3 separate regions of the Homo sapiens genome follow, and all the other regions are linked to region 1. Evidence: read pairs that join two places in POLR2A ChIA-PET (ENCODE). Cell type or tissue: OCI-LY7. All regions are shown on one strand.

Region 1 (4,000 bases):
AGTAGCTGGGACTACAGGCATGCACTACCATGCTCAGCTAATTTTTGTATTTTTAGTAGAGATGGGTTTTCACCATGTTGACTAGGCTGGTCTTGAACTCCTGACCTCAGGTGATCCACCTGCCTCAGCCTCCCAAAGTGCTGGGATTACAGGCATGATCCATGCCTGGCTGAAAAAAATTTTTTGTAATATACTTTGTCACACACTAATAAAAAATTTCATGTATTTAAAGTTCTGTCATTAAAAACTTAAAACTTTCCTAACAAGTTCTTCTAAAACAAATGTTCCCAAAACTGGCTGGGCATGGTGGTTCACACACCTGTAGTCCCAGAACTTCGGGAGGCCGAGGTGGGCAAATCGCTTGAGCCCAGGAGTTCCAGACCAGCCTGGGCAACATGGCGAGATCCCATCTCGAAAAAAAAAAAAAAAAAAGAAATGTTCCCAAAACTTTTTCTTCTTCTTGGAGACAAGGTGTTGCCTAGGCTGGAGTGCAGTGGCACAATCATGGCTCATTGCAGCCATGACCTCCTGGGTTCAAGCAATCTTCCGCCTACCTCAGCCTCCTAAGTAGCTGAGACTATAGGCATGTGCCACCACATCCAGCTAGTTTGATTTTTTTTTTTTTTTTTTTTTTTTTTTTGTAGAGACGGGTTCTCCGTGTTGCCCAGGCTGGTCTCAAGCTCGGAGCTCAAGTGATCCTCTTGCCTCAGCATCCCAAAATGTTGAGACTACGGGTGTGAGGCACCACGCTCAGCCTGCCCAAAATTTCTGGTAATGAAGTCTAAGAGTACACAGTCTCCAAAACATTAAAGAGGAGACATGACTAGAGGAGGAAGGAAAGTGCAGGAAAGGGAGAAAATAGGAATCCTCCCAATGTATTTACAACTTTGTGCTAACTTGAACACATTACTTTCTGGGCTATCCTCAACCCTGGCTACTCAGCAGAATTGCCTTTTGAGGTGCTTTAGAATGGATACTCAGGCTACAACCCTATTCTACCAAACAAGAAACTTTGCAGAAATAGGACCAGGTACCTTCTTTTTTTTTTTTTTTTTAAAGTTCCTCTTGTGGATAACGCATGGCCTTTCAGGCTGAGAACTATGAAACAGGCAGGCTACTAGTTAGGATTAATAAAAAAATACCTTGATCTGCTGTCTTCGTAGCATGGCAAGTTCTCTCATGTCTCGGAATGGCTGTAGTAAATACTGATAGAGTTCGGTTGTAGCTTCTGCAAGGCTGCTGTAGGCTTCATCCTCCATCTGATACAAGTCCAGAAGCTCCACCATGCTCTCTGTATTCTTGTGCTTATCCAAGAGCTGTGGAACAAGACAGTTTCACAACTAAGAAAATCAATTCTAATAACCTATAAATACTTGCTTTGAACTCTCCCTATCATGCCAGGACCTCGGAACCCTAAAACACAGAAGCAAGAGGGAATGAAAAGCATTGACTGCTTTTCATCACTATCTCCATACTTCTGGTGTCTCACTACTCAAGACCATGGCCTGAATATTTCTTTTGAGGCTCAAAGTATTGAGCTTAGCCTTAACACTTCCCATTTTTTATTTTCCTTTTTTTTTTGTTTTTGAGACAGGGTTTCACTCCTGTCACCCAGGCTGGAGTGCAATGGTGCGATCTCAGCTTGCTGCAACCTCCACCTCCTGGGCTGAAGTGATTCTCCTGCATTAGCCTCCCAAGTAGCTGGGACTACAGGCACACACCACCACACCTGGCTAGTTATTGTATATATTTTTTTTTTTTTGTAGAGACGGGGTCTCACCATGTTGCCCAGGCTGGTCTTGAACTCCTTGGCTCAAGACAGCCACCCGCCTCGGCCTCCCAAAGTGCTAAGATTACAGGCGTGAGCCACTGGACCCAGCCCAAAAAATTTTCTGCTATCTAGTAGAATGAAAACCATCCAAATCTGGAACATTTCCAATAAATTTCTTCAATTTCTACCTGTCACCTCCTTCAAAATCATGTCAGGCACTGGCCTACGAGCTGGACATACAAAAACATGGTCCTGGTCCTCACAGCTTACAGTGTAGTGAATAAACAGAAAACAATTTTTAAATAATTTAAATTTTATAAAAAATTATTCTTTTCCCCATGGTTCTTTTAGAGACAAAGAATTTCAAACTGTGATAAATATTATTAAAATTATAAATAAAAGTTTTATAAAAGAATGAGGCCAGGTGCAGTGGCTCATGCCTGTAATCCCAACACTTTGGAAGGCCAAAGTAAGAGGATTGCTTGAGGCCAAGAGTTTGAGGCAGGCCTGGGCAATGTAGTGAGACCTTGTATGTATAAAAACAATAATCGGCCAGGCATGGTGGCTGAAGCCTGTAATCCTAGCACTTTGGGAGGCCGTGGGGGGTGGATCACAAGGTCCAGTAATTGAAATGATCCTGGCCAACATGGTGAAACCCCGTCTCTACTAAAAATACAAAAATTAGCTGGGTGTAGTGGCGTGCACCTGTAGTCCCAGCCACTCGGGAGGCTGAGGCAGGAGAATCAATTGAACCCGGGAGGCAGAGGTTGCAGTGAGCCGAGATCACGCCACTGAACTCCAGCCTGGCGACAGAGTGAGACTCGTCTCAAAAAAACAATAATTTAATCTTAGGCAAGATTTCTTGGGAGAAAAAATGTAAAAATTAGCTGATAGTCCCAGCTATGGGAGGCTGAGGCATGAGAATTGAGCCCAGGAGGACGGGTCTGCAGTGAGCTGTGATTGTGCCACAGAACTGCAGCCTAGGTGACGAAGTGAGACCTTGTCTCAAAAAAAAGAACAAACAAAACAAAAAGCAGCCAGGCACAGTGGCTCATGCCTGTACTCCCAGCACTTTGGGAGGCCGAGGCAGGCAGATCACTTGAGGTCAGGAGTTTGAGAGCAGTCTTGGCCAACATGGTGAAACCCCACCTCTACTAAAATTACAAAAATCAGCCAGGCGTGGTGGCACACACCCATAATCCCAGCTCCTTGGGAGGCTGAGGCAGGAGAATCACTTGAACCGGGTAGGCAGAGGTTGCAGTGAGCCAAGACTGTACCATTGCACTCCAGCCTGGGTGACAGAGTGAGACTCCATCTCAAAAGGCAAGTAAATACATAAAAATAACAAATGAAAAGAACTAATACAGAAGACAGTAATTTATATATGCATACATGGACTCCATTTACCTGCTGGCAGTATCACCTCCCCAAAGGCACAAAATTCTTCTATTCCTTTTCATACCTATAGTTTCCACTACTATCTTTCTCCCCACTTATTTTCATTTTAGTTGTTGTATCAGTTCATATGTGTAATCATGCTGAATTGAGACTTCAGACTCATTTCCTGTTCATATTTTTGGCACAACATGTAGCAGCACTGTATTATTAACAATCATGATAAATCAGACAATCTACATTAAAGTGCTTTTATAACAAAAAAAGTGCCAAACAAATATTAGCTATCATTCTGTTTTTTTAAGGCTACTGTTAAAACTAATATGGAGAATTTTGACTTCTCTAGTATTAGCTAAGCAGTTCTATCAGAGCAACTTTTGCCACTGATAACAACAACAAACCGTGGGGCAAAATATCACAAAACAACTGCCTGTAGGCACTACAGAGTGACCAAAATAGCTATAAAATGGAAGGGACATCAACAATACCTTGGAAGCAGGGAGGGCTCTAGACGGTTTATTCATGCCTTTCAGCCTGAGGGTGTGCCCCAGTGGATGCCAAAAGAAGGGGAGAGGTATGACTAAAAACTCAGAAACCCTTGCCAGGCACGGTGGCTCACGCCTGTAATCCCAGCACTGTGGGAGGCCAAGATGGGTGGATCACGAGGTCAGGAGATCGACAACATCCTGGCTAACATGGTGAAACCCCGTCTCTACTAAAAATACAAAAAAATTAGCCAGGCGTGGTGGCGGGCACCTGTAGTCCCAGCTGCTCGGGAGGCTGAGGCAGGAGGATGGTGTGAACCTGGGAGGCGGAGCTTGCAGTGAGCTGAGA
Region 2 (4,000 bases), 650 kb before region 1:
GCCTATGTCATGGCAGGTACCAATAGTCCCACCCTCTAGGTCTTTCACAACCAGCTGGCCTTAGGAAGTGACATGGCCAGGCTGGCCCCTCTGCATGTTCCTAATACCACCTTGATGCCCAGGACTGGCCATGAGAATCTGCCCTATCATGAGAAAGACTGACCACATTTTCCACTTCCAGCCCAGTGTAGCTGTGGCAAAGTCCAAATGGAAACATTACTGTCTTTTTTTAATGGGATAATTTTTTTAAAAAAGATTCCTAATATCATGAACTATTTTATGGGTGGCAGGGGAAGGGACTTGAGGGAGGTATTCTTAGTATAACTCTTCTCCATGAGTATATGTTGAATTAAATTATAACTCAGTGTTTGTGCTGCCCTATCTGTGCTGTGTTATACCAAGATATTCTAAGACATTCAGGATAAGAAGAGGTTTGGCAGGAACTAAAGGCATTTATAATGGGAAAAACAGAACATTTTCTTTTCTTGAGGATAGAATTTCATCATGTATTCTCCAAATCAGATTTTATGACATGTGCCCTTTAATTGTATTCCAGTTCTTTTTTAAGGGGGAGGGGTAGGGATGAAGCATAGATATAGCTCCTTGTCTTATTCTTAGCAAAGATGCCCATCCCCTTGGAATCAACAACATTTGTACTTCAAACCCAGACAACACCACTGTCTCCCACAAGGTATAATACGTTTAACAATAGGGTCACCGAAGGTCATCTCTTGAAGGGTTTCTACTTTGTAAATGGAGACAATATTCCCAGCAGCCCACTGTTCACCTCTCTGGATTCCTCCTTTTTTCCTGAAGGAAAGTAGGGGGAAAGAAGTGGAAGACAGCCTGGAAAGGCCAGAGTCTTCTGGGAATGCATGGCATAGGTATCAAGGATAAAGCTGTTTTATTCATTTCAACTACCTTTGTCACCAATGCCAATTGTCCCAGGCTATGGGATCTGTGTGGTTAGCGGGGCAGGAAGGGAAGGATTGGAAAGTTGAAATCTGTTCCTCTGGCCAGCCTAGGTTTTCTGTTCCAAGCAGGGGAAGAGCTATCTTATTTTCTAAAATCCTTAATGGTGTGATAATTTTCATATTCTGATGTGTATGAGTTGCCTACTACTGTTCGGTTTCTGAAGTTGATGTTATTTTTCTGACCCCGTTAAGACAACTGGGCTTCACGTTACTCATTTTAGCCTTTAATGCACGGAAAACACATTGTCACTATGTTTTATGAAGCACATGAGTCCTAACCTCTGCCCCTCACACCCACCACCTTGCCCTTACTACATTCTCTCACCCCAGTCCACTTTGGTCACTGTTTGGAATGGAAGTTAGACTTCATGAAATGCATTCTTCTCACCGAGTCACAAAGCATTAAAATAGAAGTTTTCTTTCCTTGTTGGGCCGTTTTCAAAGGGGAAACTTTTTAAGTAGTCCTTCTACAGAAGTCACCAAAAAGATAGAAAACAGGAAATTAAATGAATTACTAAGAAAGTCTGCATATGATTCTAATTTTATTCTTCCAACTAATGAAGATAATATGCCCTGAATATAACATAATGCTATTAAAGCAATAAAATAGCGTGCAATAGTCACATTTCTGCCTGTAATTGGTTTAGTATCAGAATTTATATTGTAAATATTCTTTTTTTTTTTCTCTCAACACTTGCGGGGAAAATGACATTTGTTTCTCTTACAAAGAGAAACCAAGCATTTGTATTTTGTTTCTATCACTGGAACAAGCTTTCGAAAAGTTTCTTGTGACCTTGTTGAATAGATTATCTATTTCTGATTCTTAGGATAAAATGTACAAAATAGCAAGAACAAATAGAAATCTGTTTTGACCAGATCATATTGATCAAAATGCTGCTGTTTGATCCAAACACACTGTGGTTTTCCAAAGCTACAGGCACAAAAACAAGCAAACGAACAATGACGACAACAACACAGTAATAACAATACCCCAACATATAATAGATCTCTATGGGAGGAGCTTTGATTTGTGGTAAATACAAGCTCCCCATGCTCCCTGCAAAAAAAAATAGGAAATGATGAAAGCCAGCATCCTGGGGTAACTGACAGGCGACTGATCAACTCTGAGATCTCTGCTCCCCTGTGTAATTTCAGGGGTTGCCAAGGGTATTGCAAGTATCACCACGGAATGGAAACTCTTTAGACACTGGTATCTCTGTCTACATCAGGAGAAAAGTACTTTCTTCAAATATGGAAGCCCACATCAGTCTCCCCCATGTCTTTTAAAGCAAGCCCATTTATTAGTTTGTGTTACAGACTAAAAGGAGCCCAGCACCAGCCTGCAGCCAGCAGGCACATCTCTGCCTCCCAGTGGCTGGCTGCATGAACACAGAACTTGGGGTGGGTAGACAGTTGCTTTTTGCTATTACACTTAAGACACACATTACGGAGCATCCCCTAACAGGTGTTCTCCATTCCTAGAGCTCTCCTCGTAAGGAGCTGAATCAGTGTTGCTCCGGAATGGCCAGCCAAGATTAAATATGATCAGCTTCATTAAGGGGCTTTCTGAAAAAGAAGTTAACTTGGTTTTGCCAATTCTGGTCACCAGAACCTTGACTAACAGTGGTTGGTTGGGGACCATTCAGTCTAGGGTTCTTTCCACCAAGTCTATGTTCTTTTAACTAAGGACTTAATAACCAAAATAATTGAGACTAATTGTGTCTACCAGTAGGAAGGAGAAATGTGTATAGTTTTTCTAAATTATTAAACTAGCTTGCATGGTAGAATGCTATGTAGCAATGAAAAATTGTGTTGTTGGCCTGGCGCAGTGGCTTACATCTGTAATCCCAGGACTTTGGGAGGCCAAGGCGGGAGGATTGCTTGAGACCAGGAGTTTGAGACCAGCCTGGGCAGTATGGTGAGAACCCAACCTCTCTACAAAAAACAGAGAGATGACCTGTAGTCCAAGCTACTTGGGAGGCTGAGGTAGGAGGATTGCTTGAGCCCAGGAGATCGAGCCCTCAGTGAGCCATGTTTGTGCCACTGCACTCCTGTTTGGTCAAGAGAGCAAGAACCCAGTCTCAAAAGAGAAAAAGAAAGAAACAAGAAAAATGATGTAGTAGATGATTTATTGACCTATAAAGATAGTCATGCTATACTATTGAGTGGAATATGCAATAGTAAGTACAGTATAATCCACTTTTTAAAAAAGGTAAATTATTTATATATTGTAATTCAATTTCTATTTAAAGCTCCCATTATCCTGACTGAAGCAAACTTCATCACAGTGAATCTATGATTTCTTCTCATTTCCTGGGATCACATCTAAGTTCCCAGACACTTACAGATCATACTGGCATGAGGCCAGGTTGGGGGATATCTGGTTTCCCATCATTAATCTATACAGACAGGTGTTGACTTGTCTTTATTCCAGCTTTGTCTTAGTTGTTGGGTCCACACGGGTTGTCTTCCTTATCATGACCACAAGGCTGCATCAGGTCAGCTCTCCTTTAGCTACTTCTATACATGGGAAACATTTGACTGATCCCTTAAGCATGCTGGGCTCCACAGAAACTCTGGGATGCTGGGTTAGACCCATTTCCCCAGGCACTCCATGTAGACATCTCTCTTCTACTTCCCCTCCAATACTGTTGTTGAAATTTCATTGCCATTCTAACAGTGTTGAGAGGTGGGGTCTTTAAGAAGTAATTAGGCCATGAGAGCTCCACCCTTTTGAATGGATTAATGCTATTATCTTGGGAGTGGGCTAGTTACTGTGAACGTTTGGCCTCCTTCCCTCTCTGTCTTGGGCACATGCTTGCCATTCCATTTTTTGCCATGGGATGATGATACAGCACAAAGGTCATTGCCAGATGCCAGTGCCATGCTGTTGGACTTCCCAGCCTCCAGAACCATGAGCCAAACAAACTTCTATTGCTTGTTTATAAATTATGCAGTCTCAGGTACTTTATTATAGCAACACAAAATGGATTAAGACATGGTGTTAAAGCATAATTCTCAAACTG
Region 3 (4,000 bases), 82 kb before region 1:
GTACCTGTGTTTTCATCAAAAGTTACTTCAAATCTTTGGTGCATTTGGAAAGATACAGAATAGCTAATTGAAAAAAAAGTCTAAGTCAGCTGGCTGTGGTGACTCACACCTGTAATCCCAGCATTTTGGGAGGCCAAGGCAGGAGGATCACTTGAGGCCAGGAGTTCAAGACAAACCTGGGCAACATAGTGAAACCTTATTTCTACAAAAAAGAAACCTAAAAATTAGCCAGGCATGCACCTGTGATCCCAGCTACTCAAGTGGCCGAGGCCAGAGGATCACTTGAACCTGGGAGGTCAAGGCTGCAGTGAGCTGTAATGCACAACTACACTCCAGCCTGGGCGACAGAGCAAGACCCTGTCTCAGAAAAAGAAAAATATCATAATTTTACAGTTTTTTAAAAAACTGTATCTTTAAGGTTGACCATGTAGCTGCTGTCTTCATATATTAGTTATAAAGTTCATTCTGATGAATAATTCAGGGAAGCTTTTTCCCAATAGTCCATCTATATGTCAACAATAGCAAAAGTAACATTTGATTGCTTGATGCTATAGGACATTTAAAGAGCCAGAGTGATAAGGGAATGATGGATTTATGTAGTTCTCTTTGCCTGGATGGAACGTAGACCAAAAAGGACAAATGTATCTAGTCCTAATCTCTCACAATAAGTTGAGACAGGGATCTTTTCTTAAAAGGAGAATTGGGTAATACAGTGAAAAAATCTTCATAGCATCTTGACAAAACATACAGAAGTGTTCTTTGTGTATGTGAATTACAGTCTACCTTGCAGTAACATTATGGAGATGAGCAAGGCTGCATTAAAGGTAACCCAATCCAGTGATAGGAAGCTTTCCTCTCTAGCCTATTATCTGTGCTTATCTCTAATGACCATTCTGGTTAGAAGTGTGGCTACTAATATTAAGTCATTAGTATAAATTTTTCCTTCTCCAAATCCAGTGTCAAAGCTCATAACAAGCTGCTTGCTTTGACTGTTGAATGGTCATGAGCAAGCACTTTTGAAGGTTATCAGAATCAAAATGGAGTCAGTTGTGTTAAAAATTGGAAAAAGGGCAGGGCACAGTGGCTTACGCCTGTAATCTCAGCACTTTGGGAGGCTGAGGTAGAAGGATTTCTTGAGGCCAAGGGTTTGAGACCAGCCTTGGCAACATAGTAAGACCCCATATCTACAAAAAAGTTTAAAAATTAGCCAGGCGCGTTAGTACACACCTGTAGTCCCAGCTACTTGGGAGGTTGAGGTGGGAGAATCACTTGAGCCCAGGAGGATGATCACAGCTGTGATCACACCATCGCACTCCAGCCTAGGTGATAGAGCAAAATTGTGACTCTGTCTCAAAAAAAATAAAAAATTGGCTGGGCACAGTGGCTCAAGCCTGTAATCCCAGCACTTAGGGAGGCAGAGATGGGTGGATCATTTAACGTTAGGCATTCAAGATCAGCCTGGCCAACATGGTGAAACCCTGCTACTACTAAAAATACAAAATTAGCCAGGCGTGGTGGTGGGTGCCTGTAATCCCAGCTACTCAGGAGGCTGAGGCAGGGGAATCACTTGAACCCGGGAGGCGGAGGTTGCAGTGAGCCAAGATTGCACCACTGCACTCCAGCCTGGGTGACAGAGTGAGACTCCATCTCAAAAAAAAAATAAAAAATAAAAAGAGGAAAATAAAACCCTAACAAATAGATCCAGGGAGGGCTATGAAGAGAGGGTTCTCACTTCCATGCCTGATAACAAAAGCTATCACAAAAGGCTGCAAAACCCACAGCCTTGCCCCAAGGCCATCACAACCTTACACAAAAAAATATTTCTATGAGGGCATCTGCTCAGCAACTACCTGTCCAACCTCAATCACTGCTATTGTTGATCTTGTAGTTTAGAATAATCATTTCAAAACAATTATGTAATCCTCCTCATTTTTCCTTTAAAATCTTTTGTCTTCTTTTGCCTCCCTGAATACACACATAGTTTGCTATGACACTCATATTCCCACTGCAATGCCCTATTCCTGAATATATATATATATATATATATAAATTTTTTTTTTTTTTTTTTTAGAGAGAGCCTCTCTGTTATTTAGGGTGACATAAATAGCGTCTGGAAGCAGGACCTGAAGTAGGATCAGTTTTGGACAGAGCTGGCAATTCTTGGTACCAGTATGCAGCACTTACAGGAGCCCTTTGAGCTCTCCACTTTCACGGCTCGCCTCTTCTGCCCTGGTGAGTCTTCTCTCAGGCTGAGCCTCCCTCTTTTTGGTAGAGGCTTTAAAAATTTTTTTAGGATCACTTTGGTTGTAAGCCTGCCTTAATAAAAGACCTTATAGGCTGGGCATGGTGGCTTATGCCTGTATTCCCAGCACTTTGGGAGGCAGGTGGGTCCTTGAGCTCAGGAGTTTGAAACCATCCTGAGCAACATAGCAAAATCCCATCTCTACAAAAAAGACAAAAATCAGCTGGGCATGGTGGCACGTGCCTGTAATCCCAGCTTCTTGGGAGGCTGAGGTGGGAGGATTGCTTGAGCCTGGGAGGTAGAGGTTGCAGTGAGCCAAGATGGCGCCACGGCACTACAACCTGAGTGACAGAGTGAGAACCTGTCAAAAAAAAAAAAAAAAAAAAATTAAAGGACCTGGCCAAGCGCAGTGGCTCACGCCTATAATCCCAACACTTTGGGAGGCCGAGTCAGGCGGATCACCTAAGGTGAGGAGTTCCAGACCAGCGTGGTCAACATGGTGAAACACTGTCTCTACTAAAAATACAAAAATTAGCTGGGCATGGTGGTGGGTGCCTGTAATTCCTGCTACTCAGAACACTGAGGCAGGAGAATCACTGGAACCTGGGAGGTGGAGGTTGCAGTGAGCTGAGATCACTGCCACTGTACTCCAGCCTGGGTAATAGAGTGAGACTCCATCTCAGAAAAAAAAAAAAAGGACCTCAGATCCCCCTGGGATGATAAAATACTTCTTGTTTTTTCTGGCAAGTTCTTTTTGGTATAAAGACAAGTGTCTTTCTGGGTTGAGCACTCTGAATTCTACGGAATTTACACTCTGTCTTTGAGGCATGTTTTTTCTGGTGAACTTACTTCTTAATTTAATATTTTGTTTGATCTGCAAACCTGGCTTAAAATTTTTGTGAACACTCTTACCCTGGTTTCATTTGGTTACAGGCATCTGTAACTCTTTTCCCTTGCTTGTTTCTGAAAATGTTCTGAGAGCAAAAATAAACATTTAATTCATACAGAATGGCTGATTAAAAGCCACTAGGGCAGCCACCACCATCTAAACATTGGTCCAAAGTCCTGACACTCTCTGATAGGATTTATAGGATCTTCTTTGCTCTCAATATATTAATAAGAACAGAATGAGATTCTCAAACATTAAGGCATGCCACGTTTTCTGGGACTGAAGCCAGCTACATATTATGATCAGTTCTTGTGCATATTTTTAAACAGATAGGCAAAGTACATAATGGAAAATTCAGAGCCAAAATGGTCATTATTTTAAACTCTCTTTAAAAACCTTGCAACTATAGAGTTAGCATATAGAGCCTTCTGAGTTCTTTGTCTGCCTCTGTTTTTTTTTTCCTTCTGCCTACTTTAAATCTGCTGATTTTTCTGTCGGTGTTATGGCATTCCAGAAAAGGTCTTGGACTGGGCATGGTGGCCCATGCCCGTAATCCTAGTGCTTTGGAAGGCCAAGACAAGAGAATGGCTTGAAGCCAGGAGTTCAAGACCAGCCTGGGCAAAACAGCAAGACCTCATTTCTACCAAAAAAAAATTTTTTTTACACTAGCTGGGCATGGTGGTGCATGCCTGTAGTCCTACCTATTTGAGAGGCTGAAGCAGGAGGATCACTTGAGCCCAGGAGTTTGAAGTTCCAATGAGCTATGATTGTGCCACTGTACTCCTGATGTGCCTGGATGACAGACTGAGACCCTGTCTCAAAAAAAAAAAAAAAAAAAAAAAGATTTTAAAGCTCTTTCAAATTATTGG

The links. Peaks named below come from ENCODE experiments on the same cell type or tissue, not always from the same donor. Only the 100,000 strongest peaks of a DNase experiment are listed, where the experiment ranks them.
Region 2: POLR2A ChIA-PET joins it to region 1 with 5 read pairs; 1 of 35 experiments calls an interaction of 5 or more read pairs at or near these places.
Region 3: POLR2A ChIA-PET joins it to region 1 with 7 read pairs; 7 of 35 experiments call an interaction of 5 or more read pairs at or near these places.

What each region holds. Positions count from the first base shown.
Region 1 is chr5:79,275,226-79,279,225 of GRCh38, reverse strand. It overlaps JMY (junction mediating and regulatory protein, p53 cofactor), which reads right to left. Exons shown (of 11, transcript NM_152405.5): 2 at 1,143-1,316. Among named protein-coding and RNA genes, the nearest start is that of JMY, 41 kb to the right of the region's middle. In OCI-LY7, no CTCF peak of the experiment used is centred here; no DNase peak of the experiment used is centred here; H3K27ac peaks cover 382 bases.
Region 2 is chr5:79,923,480-79,927,479 of GRCh38, reverse strand. All of the region lies in intron 2 of LOC105379048 (a long non-coding RNA gene), which reads right to left. Among named protein-coding and RNA genes, the nearest start is that of LINC01455, 11 kb to the left of the region's middle. In OCI-LY7, CTCF peaks have their summits at 2,143 and 2,351 (motif pointing left); a DNase peak (open chromatin) is centred at 2,349.
Region 3 is chr5:79,357,007-79,361,006 of GRCh38, reverse strand. It overlaps LOC101929201 (a long non-coding RNA gene), which reads left to right. Exons shown (of 5, transcript XR_007058838.1): 4 at 2,072-2,232. Among named protein-coding and RNA genes, the nearest start is that of JMY, 120 kb to the right of the region's middle. In OCI-LY7, no CTCF peak of the experiment used is centred here; no DNase peak of the experiment used is centred here.